Regions from separate parts of the Mus musculus genome. Here region 2 is linked to region 1. The links are chromatin contacts, found by Hi-C in ENCODE. All regions are on one chromosome and are shown on one strand. Each heading gives the region's core, a stretch centred on a gene start or an enhancer-like site at or near the end of the contact. The rest is flanking DNA. Distances are from core to core; before and after follow the strand shown. Region 1 holds the start of E030030I06Rik (RIKEN cDNA E030030I06 gene). Region 2 holds the start of Rnf146 (ring finger protein 146).

Region 1 (7,843 bases), core at 2,004-4,503:
CTTGAAGACCTTTCCTCCCCTTCACCAAAATTCTCATTCTCACCTAAAGTAGCTGCATCCATTTTTTCTCAGGTAAAAGAGACATTCTTACCAAAGTTCAACTTTCAAAGTCCCCAGGAAAGCACTTAAATTAAGCACTCTTCTTTGTGTGTGCACGTGTCTGTTATTTTGCAGTCGTTTTTAATACTGAAATTGAATCTTTTTAGCTTTCCAGAAATACCTTGGTGAACCCTCAACTGTTTCTAACCACTTAATAATTGTGACCCCGCCAGCCCCTTCAAATAGATCTTTAACCACAAGTGTGCTTGGCTATTCCAAAACCTCTGTCCAAAAAGGTAAAGATTGGGCTTTGTGAGGCAGAAAGGAAGTGAGAGAAAACAAAACAAATGTAGCTCAGGCTGAAAGTGAAAAGCGCTTGGACAGATTGATATTTTCTTTTCTGCAGGGCATCCTGTCAACCATCTTCCCCCGCACCCCACTCCTCAATAAGGTCCGGTTTTTGCGTGTAGGAAAATGTTATCTACCACCCCACGGAACCCGCATAAGTATTGTTGCTTTATTTTATTTTTATCTGTCCTCATCAGATTGATACCCACGACACCCCCTCACCCTGTCAACACCCCAACTCTGGGGGACCTTAGGTGTTGAAACCCTGCAGCCCCCCGATGCCACATCCCACTGGATCCCTTTCACGCCACTTATTTTCAGTCGTGAGATTCCCCAACTAGAGTGGTTGCAGTGAGAACCAGAAATTTTCATTAAACTCTCCCCCACCCTCTGGGCCCCCAGTTCTGAGCCGACCATTGGGGGAGCACAGCCAGGGCCTGGCCCCGCCTCGCTCGCTTTGGAAGGCTGTAATTTGCCCACTCGCCTCCAGGTCGTTCTCCAGCCCGGAGGCTCGCAGATCCACGCCCCGCGGCACCCGAGCCTCCCTGGCTTCCCCGCGGGCGGCGCCTTCCGCCCTCCGCCGCTGTGCCCATCCCCTGCCCGCAGAGCGCCGCTTGCCCGGGCCGCTGTAGTCAGTTACCTGCTCCGCGGGGCGAACACGCGCGGGGGCAGACAGACACTCCAGCTTCGCAGGAGGCCGGCGCCCCTGCTCCGCAGGTAAGGGGCCACGGACTCGCGTGGGTAGGCTGAGACGCGGGGGTCCTCGGCGAGGATCGGAGTGGGAGAGAGTAACGGGGTGTAGGGGGCTGTGTGGCCCCTTGGAATCCCCTTGGGTTAACATTGAGACTGGGTAGGTTATGGGGGCCAGCTGGGGGGAGCTAGAGGTCTTGAGAGGAACCTCCCACAGCGCGGACACCCCACACCAGGGTCCTATGCCAGCTTGAACAGATTTCGTGCGTAAAATACCCATACGTTCACTTTTTGTCCAGCTTCCTCAAACTGACTCTACTTGGACAGTCACATTTAAAATTGAACGTGCACCGTCTGGGTGGGATTCCGTGCTGGAGAATGTGTTTCCGCGCCCCCACGTTTATTTCCCCTGTGCAAGTTCCCTCTGTAGCCTCCCGAGGGGTGTGGGTATGGGCCCCATCTTCCCAACGAAGGAGTAAAATGTTCGCCCAGGCTTCCTGCTGGCTACCCGTCAGGCGCGTTAAGCAAGGAGTGTAGTGCACACAGCCCACCGGAATTGAAGCCGCACGCGTGCACTCTTGCTTCACGCCCCAAGTTTACTTTCCTTATTTAAAGCCTTGCAGTTCAAATGCACACCCTGGGCAGGAGCAGCACGGGGCTCCGCGGCGCATTCGTCCTGTGGACGTGGGCGTTATCTGTGCGGGCGCATCTGCCTTTGCGCACACGAGCGGGTCGCGGTCCCCAGGCCTCCCCTCGCTGAGCTGGTGGGGACCCTTTGGCAAGGCTTCCGGAGAAGCTCGTGAAGGATTTCATTCAGTGCTAAGACAGAGAGCTGAGACAGAAAGCAGAAGGAGGCGGCTGCAGCCTTTGTAGTCGCGGAGGAGTGCAGAAAGGTTGAAGCACTATGTCAAACTTTTTTGAAATGGGGTCAAGTCACATTTAGCCAGCGTGGTAAAGCAACAACAACAACAACAAAAGTGGAGGAGGAGAGGGGGCTAGGGACCGCCGCTCCGGTCTGGGTGTGCGTGTGCTGCCCCCTCCGGGAGCCTGGGCTGGACAGGGGCGCCAAGGCCATTGCTCCCGCTACCTATGTGGCCCTCGACCCCCGGGAGAGGCCTGGAGGGTCCTTTATGCAGCTTTTTAGGAAAGCTTTCAAAGGAGCCTGGGGTGTCCCTGCCTTGTCCAGGTGGTGCTATGCTCGCACCCAGTGGGGGTCGCGCCATGTGTTCTTTAATTCCAGGCGGAAGAGCGAGCGGGGGAGGAGGGGTGCGGGGCAGGTAAACGCATGGGGACCTTTCCGGATACGCGGCTGTAGTGGAACAAGGTCCAGACCAGACTAAGGCCGCGGTGGGACGGGAAGGCTCACTCGGTCTTCCCTAAACAACAGAACGGGGATGGGACGCCCGACCGCGCCTGGGACCTAGCCTCCAGCCTTTGGAGAACAGAGCGACTGTCTTGGCTACCAACATTCAGCCGCCAAGGATACCGGGCGGGGGTTCTGAAGTCGCGATACAAGGGAGACCTAACCCTTCTCACACCCGGGAGACCTACGTTTACTGCCCCCACCCCCACCGTCGTAAGGGCGGTTGCTTTTGCACGGGTTGAAAACTTAAGGACCAGTCCCGGTTAGCTAGCAAAGTCCCGAAGTTACTTTTCAGGACAGGACAAGCAAAAGTGTGACGGACCTGCCTTTCCCATACCCTTGCGATCTTTGTGTGTGTGTGTGTGTGTGTGTGTGTGTGCACGCGCGCGCGCGGGAAAGGGAGCAGGACACTTCTCCCCTTCCAGGGCCCCTTGCTCTCCCACCTCTAGTAGCCCCAGCCCTCCCCTACCAGATGGTCTGTCCTCCCTGAGTTTCCACAAGGGAGGTCCTCGGCGATTCGGAGGCAGAATTTCGTCTCCCGCTAAGCTTGCCATACCCCAAAGACCGTTTGTGAGAGCGAGTCTCTTTCAAATGTCTCCCTGTAGAAAAACTGAAAGTAGAAAGGAAGCAATCTCCGAGCAGATGTCTGACCACCCCTACTCGCATACTCGCAGCATTGGGTTACAGGGTCCTAGGAGCCCCAACCCCGCTCTGCGACCCCACATGGGTGAACCCCCGGTGCTTTCACGCCAGTTCCGAACTCCCCCAGGTCGCCCCGTACTCCGCGCGACGAGTCAGGGAGGGCAGCTGAGAACAACGATATAGGTATAAATATTGAGCCGTGACACTGATGCGCCCGGCGCCCCCCTCCCCCGCACTCCGGGCACACTCTGGGCTGCTCCGCACGCCCCCTCTTGTCCCGCTGCGTCCCGCTCGGCGCTCATCCCCAAGGGGCCCCAGCAACCTCTTCCTTTCAAAGACAGCACGAGCCGTGCTGGGGAAGAAAAGTAACTTGGTTTTTCTCCGAGAAACCTGGCCGGATTAGGCAGCCAGGGCGAGTAGAGGGGAGAATGAGGGGAGCTGGTGGAACCCGATGGAAGTCTCCCGGGCAGTCTGATCACACTTTCTCCTTGTCCTCCGGTCTCCTCCTCCTAGGTGCAGAGATTGTGGGCAGACTACGTAATCGCTGCGGAGGGGGAAGAGGAGGGATCTCCGGCGGCGGCGGCAGGGCGCGGAGACTCAGCTGGGCGGAGTTTCGCGGCTGCGCCCGGCTTGCGCCCGCGGGCGAGAAGGTCGGTCCGTCTAGCCCGGGGGCCCCCGAGGCGTGTAAGTCAGAGAGTACGCACCCCGGTTCCTCTGTGCCGCACCGACAGCCTGCAGCCAGCAAGGAGAAGGACAGCCTGGGTGGCGCCGATCAGAGTACGAGTGCTTGGCAGAGATCGGCGAAGGCCCCCGACCTGAAGAATGGCGGCCGCTTCCTGATTCCGAAGCGCCAGCGAGTACAGACCAGTGAGGAGGACTTGCGGCTCTCCACCGTCCGTGAGGTGGCGGTGCTGAGGCACCTGGAGACCTTAGAGCAACCCTACGTGGTCAGGTGAGCCTGGAGCCCTGGCTATGGGGTCCGGGAATGTGCTGGGCAAGGGGCGGCTGGTTGCCCAACTAAAGTTAAGAGTTGAGTTTCCTCAGATAAAACCGGTGACCCTGCTAGACAGGCAGAAAAAGAGACCTGCGGTGGCTCCCCTCCCCCTCCCACACCGCTCTGCGTGCCCCAAGGGGTCTGGGGGCTTTGGGTGTCTTTTAGGGACAAAACCAGACAACCCCAAGCCCTCTAGGACTCAGTCTACAGAATCTTCCTGGGCTGGGTGTTAGTTTTGTTTTTTGGTTTTTTTTTTTTTTCTGTTTGTTTGTCTTTTGGTTTTTTGGGGTTTTTTTTTTTTTTTTTGGTTTTTTGTTTGTTTGTTTGTTTGTTGTTGTTTTTCGAGACAGGGTTTCTCTGTGTATCCCTGGCTGTCCTGGAACTTACTCTGTAGACCAGGCTGGCCTAGAATTCAGAAATCCGCCTGCCTCTGCCTACCAAGTGCTGGGATTAAAGGCGTGCGCCACCACGCCCGGCTCCAATATAGTTAGACTTATAAGTACATTTTTACTTTTTTTTACTACATTTTAATTTTAATTACTACATAAATAAGTAAAAAGCCAATGTAAATAAAGGCCCCCATTGTGCCTATGCTTTAGTTGGGTGGCAAGGGTACATGGGGTGCAACAGCAAAAGATAATGAGACGAGGGAGAATGAGTCTTCTAGAAAGTCAGGTTTTACTAAAAGTGGATTACCATCTGTGTGTCTGTCTGTCTGTCTGTCTGTGTCTTGCACTTCAGAGAGGTCTGTGATCCTGAAAGTTGCTTGCTGGCTTTGAGTCACTCACTACCCTAGAGGATCACTACAGCTGTAGCAAAGGATGAATTTCAACATTAGAATTTAGTATCAAATTTCGTTTGTCTGTTACCTGTGGGGTGTCCAGATAAAAGGTAACAGTCATGTATGTAAATACAAAGTAGCATTCTTCCAAACAAACACCCTTGTATAACCAATCATTGAGTGCAGGTCAATACAAGTCCCTCTAACAGAAGAGTTTTGGCTAGCTGGCTCACCCTGTTCTCCTGTTTTATCCTCTTGTGTCTGGTGTGTCTCTAGATGGTTTTTAGTTGATCCCACAGTAGGAATTTGAATTGTGAATTCAGGAGCATCTGCTTATATGCAAAAAGAAGATGCGCTTTCTAAATTTATTTTACCTCGTTTGACACCTGCCTACTTAGAGTTGTGAGGATAAAGCAAGAGCATAGGTGAAAATCCTCTAAATTTAAAGCCACTTCGGGCACTGGATATGTCAGAGTTTATCAGATCCTTGGCCTAGAACAGGTCCCCGGGAAGGCATAATTCTCCGTCTGACATTTTTACAGAACAAATCAGATTCCTGTTTAGACACAGCAAGACTTGTGTAAGTCCAGCTTGGTGAGTTTTATCATATATATATATATATATATGAATATGGAAGAGGGCTTATGTACAGAGGCAGAAGACCTGTGTCATCGAAGCCCACCCCAGCATGGGTGACAGCTCACAAGGCTGATACCCTAGAGCATACTGTACACTTGCAGTCAGCTCACCGGATTGGAGATTGAGCCTTCCAGGAACCTCCGTTGGTTTCAGACTCTACCAAGCAGCTAGGCTGGTTTCTGCGTTTTGTCTGCTCTGAGTCATTTGCTGATGTGACTCTGCTCTCCTGAGAGGGACACTCATCTCTTACTTGCTTATATGGCAAGGAGGAGCCTAGTGAATCTGCTTAGTTTCAGGGACTTCCTGAAACCCTATTCTGAATTGTTTACTTTCCTGCTTAAGGAGCTTCCTGTCAGATGGGATGTTTTAATCTTGGAGGAGACTGTTACACAGCAGGGACCAAGAAGCTACTTGGGCACCCATACCCTGAATTTGTTAGCAAAGAAAATTGATTGACTATGCGATGAGATTAGTGAAATGACCCTGTGTTTAACTAATAGCATCATCCTCACAAGCCGCCACCTCTGTCACCTTTGGTTTTCTTCCTAGTTTTTTCCACTACCCATCCGCCACTCCTGCACCCAACGACATATGTGGCTAAACTAGAAATTCTTACTGTAGAGGTTTGTGTTTTTAGGGACAGTCTTAGGAAATCAAAGATAAGCAACAGTTCTTTCCCTTCCAAGGGAGAATGTCAAAACTGAGCCCCTGAACCTGTAATTTGTTGTCTTTCCTGGGGCAAGTGTTATTCATAAGCCCAGGTTTTTAAAGATTGCTTAAAAGGGCAGATGCTTTTTTAAGTGCCTTCCAGCCATAAGTAATTGATCATAATTACAGTCCCTACCCACGTGTAGTTAAGCCTCTAAGCTTGAAGGAGCACAATAAACATATTAGTTTTTTCAAAGTTTTAAGACTTAATTTAGATGGATTTACCAGAAAGAGAGACTTGTTTTTGTTGGTGTGAACCTCCGCCCCCCCCCCCCCCCAAGTTTGCAAAGCACCACTGACTTCACATTCTTTCTTACCTGGTGCGTCCCAGGCTTGATGAGCCAATAATGTCCTGCACACAGACTTGCTCTGGTTTATAGTTCGTAATCTTGAATTCTGGAGCCTTTGTCAGAATAAGACTGTACGGCCAGAGTGTTCCCCTTCCACAGGTGAGTTCTGTCATCACCTGAACCAAGACACAGAGATGGAGTAAAACTTGTTTTATCAGCAGTTTGTGCACCAAGTATATATTGAGGGCCTACCATGTGCTTGACAGCTTCTAGAAAAAAGACACAGGGCAGGGAAGTGAATGAGTCAGAGGGAATTCCTAAGCTTCTGAACTGTCTCTTGTTTGTTTTTGTTTTTTGTTTTGTTTTGTTTTGTTTTATTTTGTTTTGTTTTGTTTTTATCTGAGACAAGGTTACTCTGCGTAGCTCTGGTTGTCCTGAAACTCTGTCTGTAGACAAGGCTCTAACTCAGAGATCTGCCTGCCTCTGCTGCCAAGTGCCAAGATTAAAGGTGTGCACTACTACTGGCTAGCTTGCTGGCTTCCTTCTTTCCTTCCTTCTTTCCATTCTTTTTTAAAAATCACCTCTTTTAAAATGTATTTGTCTAAGCAAGGCATGGTGGTGCATGCTTGTAATACCAGAACTCGGGGGCCAGGAGAGGCAGGAGGTCAGGGTCATTCCAGCTGCTTGGCAAGTTCGAATCCAGCATGAGCTTCAGGAGACCATCTCCTCTTTATTTCAGTTATTACTTCCCTCAGTTATCCTGCCCAGCTTTACAAAGCCGCGCTTATGCTTGTGACAGTTTAATTACAGGAATTTGCTGATTGGGTAGATGAGACACGCAGAACACTTGTCAGAGTCACTCAATATATACAGTTAAATTTTCCCTTGCGGACACACAAGTTGACCTCTATAAAAAGGCCTTGACGAGTCACTAACATGTGCGAAAACTTGAGTTCCATTTATTTCAACGAGTGTTGAGGAAAGACCTCTTTTCTAAAAACTAGTTGTAGGAAAGACACCTGATTCATTGGTTGGCTACTCAGACAATTCTGCTGTCAGTGAAGGAATATCAGGATCAACAGAAAACTGGTATGTGTTCCTGTTCAGTGCACTGAGACATAGGTAAGTGTTACCTATGTCGCCCCAGACTGTAAGTTTGCTAGATTAGCAATAAAAAGGCTTCAAATTCAAGGAATAGCTCTGATGCCATGGTGATTGTCTGCCAGAAGATAAGGTTGTAATCCATAAATGTTTTGAGCACATTATTATTAGAGTATTTAGTCACAGTTTTAAGGGCAAAGAAAAATAAGATTTGTAGTGTTGCGATTATTTAAGGAAATGTTTCTCGT
Region 2 (7,843 bases), core at 2,372-4,871, 7.2 Mb before region 1:
GCTCCATCCTATATTTTGTACATGCTGGGAAACACTGGATATTTGAACAAGGCCACTACAGTCTCTGTGTTATTAAGAAAAACTTCCCTTTGTAGATCCTCTGCAAGTGTCAGAAGAGGTTCTAGGGTTCAGTAAAGCTTCTAAAACCATTGCTTTCCACATGCATTCCACTGCAATGTACATAATTTTATCATGCTCATTTTATATGTCTTTGAGAAAATCAATTATTTTTTTATTCTTCAGTTAAACAAGCAATGTATGAAAATCTGACCCTTAGAGCCTTAGAGAGGACGATATCCAGTAGAATGACAACCTGAAGATGTTGGTATCCATGAGAGTCTTTTATGAACTGGCATGAAGAAGTAAATTCCAAACACAGGCTCTTCCTAGAAGCTGGCTGCAACCCCTTTATCTTTAATTCAGTGACACAAACCAGGATGCCAGTACCAGAACATTGTCATGGAAATGTCTTGCATCTGTTAGGGTTTACTTTCATTCTTCAAGTAACTAATCTGAATGCTTCCGCCTTTAATCCTGACTGGGAGGTAAGTCCTTTAAAAATACTCCTGATCATGTTGGAAAAATTGTCATTTTGTATTATGCAAAGGTGGGCATTCATCTGAATGCCTGAAATATCTTTCAGGAAGTGGATGTGTAGTAAATAGTACTTTATAAACTCAGTGATTGTCTGCATCTACAATTACTGACAAAGAATGAGTTCACCTTTTTCTTTTATTATTTTTTATATTTTATTATTCAGCACGTCAATGAGTATATGCATACTTACATACATACATTTTCTTGTGGGCATACTTGTATTCATTGAATCATTTGTTGCTTTTGTGGGAAACTTGTCTAAATAATGGCACCCACTATTCCTGCAATTGTTATATGTATTTGATATTTCTCCTGTTACTGTGATAAAACACCTTAACAAAAATTAACAAAAAAGCTTTTTTTTTTTTTTTTTAGAAAGTTGGTTTTGGCTCACAGTTCTAGGGTATAGTCAGCAGGCTGGGAAGTAACAGTAGCTGGAGCTGAACGTGGCTGATCACATTGTATCCACAAGCAAGAGGCAGATACTGTGACTGCTGGTGCTTGAATCTCTTTGTATTCAGACTAAGCATGACCCTTGCTCATGGAATGGTACTACCCACATTTAGGACAAATCTTCCCACTTTAATTAATCTAATCTAGATAATCCAGATAGGTATGCCCAGAGATTTATTTCCATGTTGATTCAAAATCCCAGGAAGTTGAAAAGATTAACTAACATGCCATACAAATTAGATCACAAAGTCTCACTCTTTTGAGTTCTATGCTTTGGCCCAGAGGAGAATGCAAAGAATTTGGGTGAGTTAAACATAACATCCATTACACTGCTGTACGTATGAGAGAAAATGGAAAGGAGAATAAGAAATGATAGTGAGTGATATGAAAATTTAAAACAGAGGCAGGGAGAGGAATGCAAAGGTATTTGAGCGCGCGCACACACACACATACACACACACACACACACACACACACACACACACACACAGAGAGAGAGAGAGAGAGAGAGAGAGAGAGAGAAGGGGGAGACGGAGAGGGAGAACGCAGAATGCATTATGGGAGTGATCAAAAGAGGGGAACTCTCAGCAAAGAATGTGCAGAGAGTTTGAGTAGGGGTGTTGTAGGAACAGAAAGTGGATTAAGAGGTATGGGAGATCATAAAGTAGGGTGACACACAAAAGGGGGACTTTTGATTTGTCTTTGTGTTGGTAAGCCAAAGGTGGTTGTATATGTGTATTCAGAAGTATGATATGACCTCACTTAGGTTTGGTTTAGAAGTCAGCATAAAACGTAGTAGGATCCTGAGTGTATTTTGAAGATGGAAAGAGGCAGCGAAGAAATTATTTGCAAAGTGTATATGCAGCAAAAGAGGAAGAAACTAAAGATGGGTTGGAACAAAGATACAGAAGCATGTTTTGACATGGTTGTGGGAAAGGGCTGAATCTGAGAGAGAATTTTATTAGGTTTCTGATACTTCATGTCTGTCTCAGGTTTTTCAGTAAGCAGACAAAATAAGACTCCAGGCACTTAGATATTCCGCGCCTCTTATGCACCCAGGGAGACTGAAGGACAACATAAAAAAGCTTTTCCCTAATAGACGTAGGGGCTAGGCAAGATATTTATGATCTGTCTGATTTTTGCTCTCTCAAACAGGACTTTCTTTATGGAAAATTTCCTAACCCAGAAATAAATCTTCATAGAATCTCTACCTGAATTCAAACCCCAGTTGTGTGTTAGATCTGTAAAATGGGAATAGCAAAGGATGACATTGGATTATTGTAGGGAGTAGATGAGCCCTCTCAGAATATTGTATTGGTATTACTGCTATTGTTTCTTCAAACTTGAATCTTGAAGAACAGGTCAAAATTTTGCTATTACTTTGCTACTATTATATACATATATTGTATACCACTGGAATTAAAAATAAAATGACATGATAGGGAACTAAGCTAAGATGGCATGTTTCTCAATATCTGTACATTAATTAAAGTTATAAAAATAGTATTACTTAGAAGAAAATGTATTGAAATAGCTGATACCAAGAGACATTTACACACAGTGTACCTGTTTCCCTAAAGAAGCCACAATTGTGTGGAAGATCCTGTGGACTGAATGGCTGGCTAAACTTTCTAACAGTGGTCCAGGAGAATGCTGCATACAAGAACATATATTTGTGTCCCTCCTCCCCCATAGCCCATAGTTGCCACAGTAACCATTTGCTACAAATTCCTGTATCTTCTGGCCTAACATCTTTGTTACTGTTTGGTATGCACTGTTGAAACCTAGCTAGCCAGTAGCTTCCATCAACATTTTTAATCCCCCCAACCCCTTCCCTCAATGGTACTAGGGATTGAACCCAGATCCTCAAGTAAGGTGAATCAGCCTCCTACCGCTAGATCCCTTTGAAATTAAGAATATTTTAACATCTGAAGCCTATGAAATAGACCCACATGCTTGCTCACATCGACTCACCTATTCAATGTCTTATCCCTTTCAACGTACATTGATGTACAACCTTTTCTCTTCAGGCTATAAAAGTTCATATAATATTTCCTATAACAACTGAATGAATAACCCGAACCCATGCTCTGGATTTACAGCTATTAATGTTAAGCAGATGAGCTCTTCCTTTGGATCAGTGGCCTTGAAACCCTATAAATAGGTGCACAGTACATTTTTCAGTCCTGAATTCAAACAGTGGATGTAACCTCAAAATGCAACATTGTTGCAAGCACAATGCAAACAGTTACAGAATGCGGAAATACTTTCAAAGGTGAAAAGGTTCTCTGGTCCATTTTGTGCAACTTCAAGTAGAGAAAACTGTTCTGAAAAAGATCATGTGCCGGTTAAAATGAACAAGGACTAGATTTTGATGTGTAACACCATATGCTTGCCATAAAACTAACCCATGAAATTTATTCTAGATTCGCGGGACGATTTCTTCTTCTAGCTTCCTATGCTGTTAGGGTTTAAAAGACACCCCAGCACACCCCCTCTCCCATTACATATCTGGCCATTTGTGAGGTGAATAAATTGGAGCATCTCGGGGACCATCCAGTCCACGCCGTGACTTTTCTTGTGCCTTTTTTGTATAAGGAACAAGCGGTAGTCTCTCCAAGGGCACGGCCAAAGGAAACATAGGACTTGACCCAAGGCTGAGTTTTGGAAAGGCTCTTCTTCCTGGTACTGAAGGTCTAGCTTCCTCCCACAAGCCACCTAGATGGACCTCCACCAGTTCAGAACCAGGAGGCCACAAGATGCGCCACGCAGAGGGTGAGGGAGGACCGGAACAGGGACAAGGAGCAGCCCGGTCGCAGCAAGGGACAGAGAAGAGCAGCAGCCAGCGTGGGGACCGCCAGCCAGGGCCGCCGCGCGCGGGATCACGGTGAGGGGGCGTGGCTTCCGCCGGCGCGGCCCCGCCCCTTGAGCGCCGGGCGGTCACGTGACGGCCGCGCGCGTCCCCGTCCGCTGCGGGCTCCGAAGCGGAGGAGAAAAGACTGCGAGGTGGCTGCGGCGGCGGCCGAGAGGTGGGCTCCGGGCCGGACCGGTGAGGAGCGCGGGGGGCCGTGGGCTGCGGGCCTCGGCGGGGCACTGCGGCTTCGTTGGCTGCGAGGCGGCGCTCGGAGTCCGCGGCGGGCGGCGGCGGGTCGGGGGCCGGTAGGACGGGGACGCCCTTGGCCAGCGCGGCCCGGACGGGCGCGCGGAGGGAGGCCGAGCTGGCGCAGCCCGGACTGTGACGGGCGCGGCCCCGGCCATTACTGCGCAGGCAGGCCAGGCTGCGGGCAGCTCCAGCGGGCTCGACCGGGCCTCAGTCGGCCACGGGCTGCATGCTATCTTCCGCCTGCCCTGCCGCCGCCGCCGCCGCCGCGGCTGTGCCTCTGGGTCTTGCCCAGTGCCCGGAGTCGTCCCCTCCTCCTCGCGCTGGCGGAAGCCGCCGAGCGTTCTTGTTTTGATGGCTCCCCAAACCCGAAACCAGCCTGAGGTGTCGGGATACCAGTTGGGCCTCCCAAGCCGGGTGCATCTTGAGAGCTCCGGCAGTCGCTTTGTTCTGCTTGCTGGATGTGGAGTTTTCTCCTTAACCCTCCACCCCATCTGAGAGCGCACGGGATCCCCATTGTTGTCACTGTCTTATTTTCTGGACTTTTTTTTTTTTTTTTTTTTAAAGAGAAAGGGCTATGTGACATTGTTTTTGAGGATGTGGAAATGGAACCGTCCTCTATAATTAGGTAAGATGTTTCCCCACTGTAAGTTAGCACACGCATTCTGACAACTACATTTTATCTGTGTATGTGTGTGTGTGTGTGTGTGTGTTCTTTTGCAAACTAGATGTGCACCTGGAGCTTGGGCATTGAAAGGCACGTATTGTCATAGAAGTTGAATGCGTAGAACATAACAATAAATGATCTGTATCATTAGACTTTTAAAGAACATGGCATATTAAAGAACAAATTAAGAAAACGACCCACACATACTAGCAGAGCGTGAAAAGCGTCTGGGAGCTGTAGAAACACTTGAAAATAGGTGAAGTAAATCTCATTTTAGAGAAAACTCAAGAGTAACTGCTACAGTAAAGATGGAGTTTTGGATATGTTTGCTTGGGTCTTGGATATCATAGAGTTTATTTATGTCTTAATTGGGCGTGTGTAATGGGGAAAGAATGAAAACCCTGTTATTAAACGTTTGAAAGTTTCTGTTTTGTGCTGTTTAAGAACTGAGTCGAATTGTAGTCATGGGGAAATGTCCCAAATAACTGTTCATTAGATAACAGGAATGCAAACATAAATGATTTTTTTTTTTTTGTAGGAGACATGCCATTTAGTAAAAGTGCCACTTTGAAACTGTTGGAGGGTTTGTTTTGTTTTATTTTTTGGATCCAACATGATTCCTTGACTTTGAAGAAGAAAATAATAGGAAGAATTTTTCATATCCATCTGTTTAAAACATATTTTCTGTCAGCCATATATGAGTTTGAAGGACTTATCACATTTCCCTATCAGTATGAGAGATGGAAGATCCGAGTCTTTTCTACCTCCTTGCTTGGTTGCCTTCTTGATCACAGAGTCTGAACTTGGGTAACTGCTGGGTGGATTAGAAACAGTCTTTTTGAGCATACACACTGTTTACACTAGTCTACAGCTTCCTTTGCTTCTTTGTATACTCTCATTTACCTTTCTAGTTAGTTAATACAAAGCCTGTTGTTAAAGGCCTGCTAATTAAAATGTTTGGAGTTGTCCAATTACAGAGGCTGGCTAGAGCAAAGTAACAAAAGCATAGGGATAACTTGGCAAAGGTCACTCACCAGTTAATAAGAGGACTTTCTTATTTATAGAATGTCTGCCAGCCTGAAACATCTGTTAGATGAGAATACATGTATTACATATAAATATAAATTGACATTTGTATCTCATGAGTTAATGAAATCAATACAACGCCCACTTTGCAGAGAAGGAATTTAAAGCCTTACACTTAAGTATAAGGACGGAGACAAAAGTAAATAGAGTCACAGGATGGGGCTTCTTAAGGGCAGTCATACACAAGGCAAGAAGATCCCTCAAAAGTATGGAACCCCACTTAACTGAACTGGGTTTTGACAGAACACTTATTTCCAAGCTTAACTTAGACTTTTAAAACTGATTTGATGATGAAGTATAAAAATTGACACATTGTAACAGTTACATACTTGTGAATTTGGGAATCTTTCTTAAGAAGTTTTAAGATGTGTTTGTTAAATCCCATCTGACCCCTACTCATTTTTCTTGTGTTTATAATAGAGACATATGTAAGTAAACAGATACACATAATAAGGTTTGTAGTCCCCCTATTGATATGTTTTCTATATAGTGTATTCTGTTTGAGTAACTCTTATTTCATTACACCTTAACTTTAAATAGGATAAGCAGAAAATGTCCAACTGTATATAATTTGACATTTATATTTTTATTTCTATTGTGATATGTTCATCTTTTTTCTTTGATTCGCCTTTTTTTTTCCTTAAAGAAACAATATTTTATTCAAGTTTATTATCTAGGGACGGTGGATCTTTAAAAAGTTTGGCTGGCTTAAAATTAATCCTAATTGTTTACATTATCAACCCTAATATTTATATTAGGTATTAATGTAGTCAAGTAATTATGATTTAAATTTCTTCAGTGGTTACAATTTTAAAGTAATAAAATATGACTATTTTTCAGTTTTTTTAATGTAGCTGGATTAATGGACTATTAATCCATTTTGTCTCAACTTAGAAAATTCTGTGAGATATAGAAATTGGAAAAGTCACCATAACCTGCAAGGTTTTAGAGAATATATGCACAATGCCCTCACAGAGACATTGTTTCCATCTTGCTTACATTTGTAAAGTTATCCCCAGATAGCTGCAGTCTGCTTTGTTGATGGAATACTTTGATAAAGTTTGTCTATGAGCACCAAAGATTTTTGTATAACTGGAATAAAACAGTTCTAAGGATGGACTGGTCCAAAATGCAGGTGTTCTTAAAGATTTATATGGGTTATTTCGAAACTTCTTTGTTTCTGTTTGCTTTGATATTTAAGTACAAACCAGTTGTAGAGATTAAATATTTATGGACAAGATAGGTAAGTGAATAGGCAGGAACAGTTGTTATTTATTAAAGAGAAGCAGTACGTAAGTAAATGCATGGAAGAAGGAGAACTAAAAATAGGAACAAAATTTTTTTTCACTGTATTTCAGTGTGAGGAAAAATTGGGTACACATTTCTTATAAAAAGAATTTTATAGGCAAGAACTTTACCTTATTCTTGGGGTTTTATCTGCATTCTGGACAATCCTTAAGTAGTCATTAGCCAGATGGATTTTGTGCTTGCTAAAAGATAGAAAGATGACAGATTCTCAAGCTGTAGCTCTAGTGCTCAGTTACATTGTAGGTTCTTTAAAGGATTCTCTAACTTTATGTATTTGGTAGTTTCCAGAAGAGCGTCTTCCTCTCAGAGGAAACTCAGGTATTTTGTGACGTAAGTATTGTGGTACTTAAACAAAGCAGTTGAAATCAACATAACTCGATTGGCAGTTTACCAGCCATTTAAAGATATAACATTTGTCAGGTCCTCATGATTCTGTGAAAAAAGTCAGTGCATAAATTAATAATGCCAATACTCATTCAATAGTAGAAAAATACATAAAATACAGAAGAGGGAAATAGTTTGAGTGACCATTCCTCTGCAGTGCAGTGAACATCATTGGGCATTTTATAAACTATAAAAGAGGAAGACTTTTAAAGGCAGGAGGATATACAGAATTATCAAGAGCTTTTTGG

What was found. Hi-C counts contacts between places; a loop is a spot of excess contacts on that map.
Region 2: a loop to region 1 is called in a map of heart, with 28 times the contacts of the local background. The contact joins the promoter of Rnf146 here to the promoter of E030030I06Rik in region 1. A Hi-C loop is called at or near these places in 4 of 37 maps with a recorded cell type or tissue (T-helper 1 cell, T-helper 17 cell, heart and 1 more).

Annotation. Positions count from the first base shown.
Region 1 is chr10:22,144,680-22,152,522 of GRCm38, reverse strand. It overlaps E030030I06Rik (RIKEN cDNA E030030I06 gene), which reads left to right and starts at 3,253. Exons shown (of 2, transcript NM_001254745.1): 1 at 3,253-4,034. The coding sequence starts at 3,511.
Region 2 is chr10:29,358,220-29,366,062 of GRCm38, reverse strand. It overlaps Rnf146 (ring finger protein 146), which reads left to right and starts at 3,621. Exons shown (of 4, transcript NM_001110197.1): 1 at 3,621-4,099; 2 at 4,718-4,778. Gm30698 reads right to left here and starts at 4,667. Exons shown (of 2, transcript XM_030245425.1): 1 at 4,394-4,667; 2 at 3,440-4,359. The coding sequence starts at 4,667. The coding sequence ends at 3,554.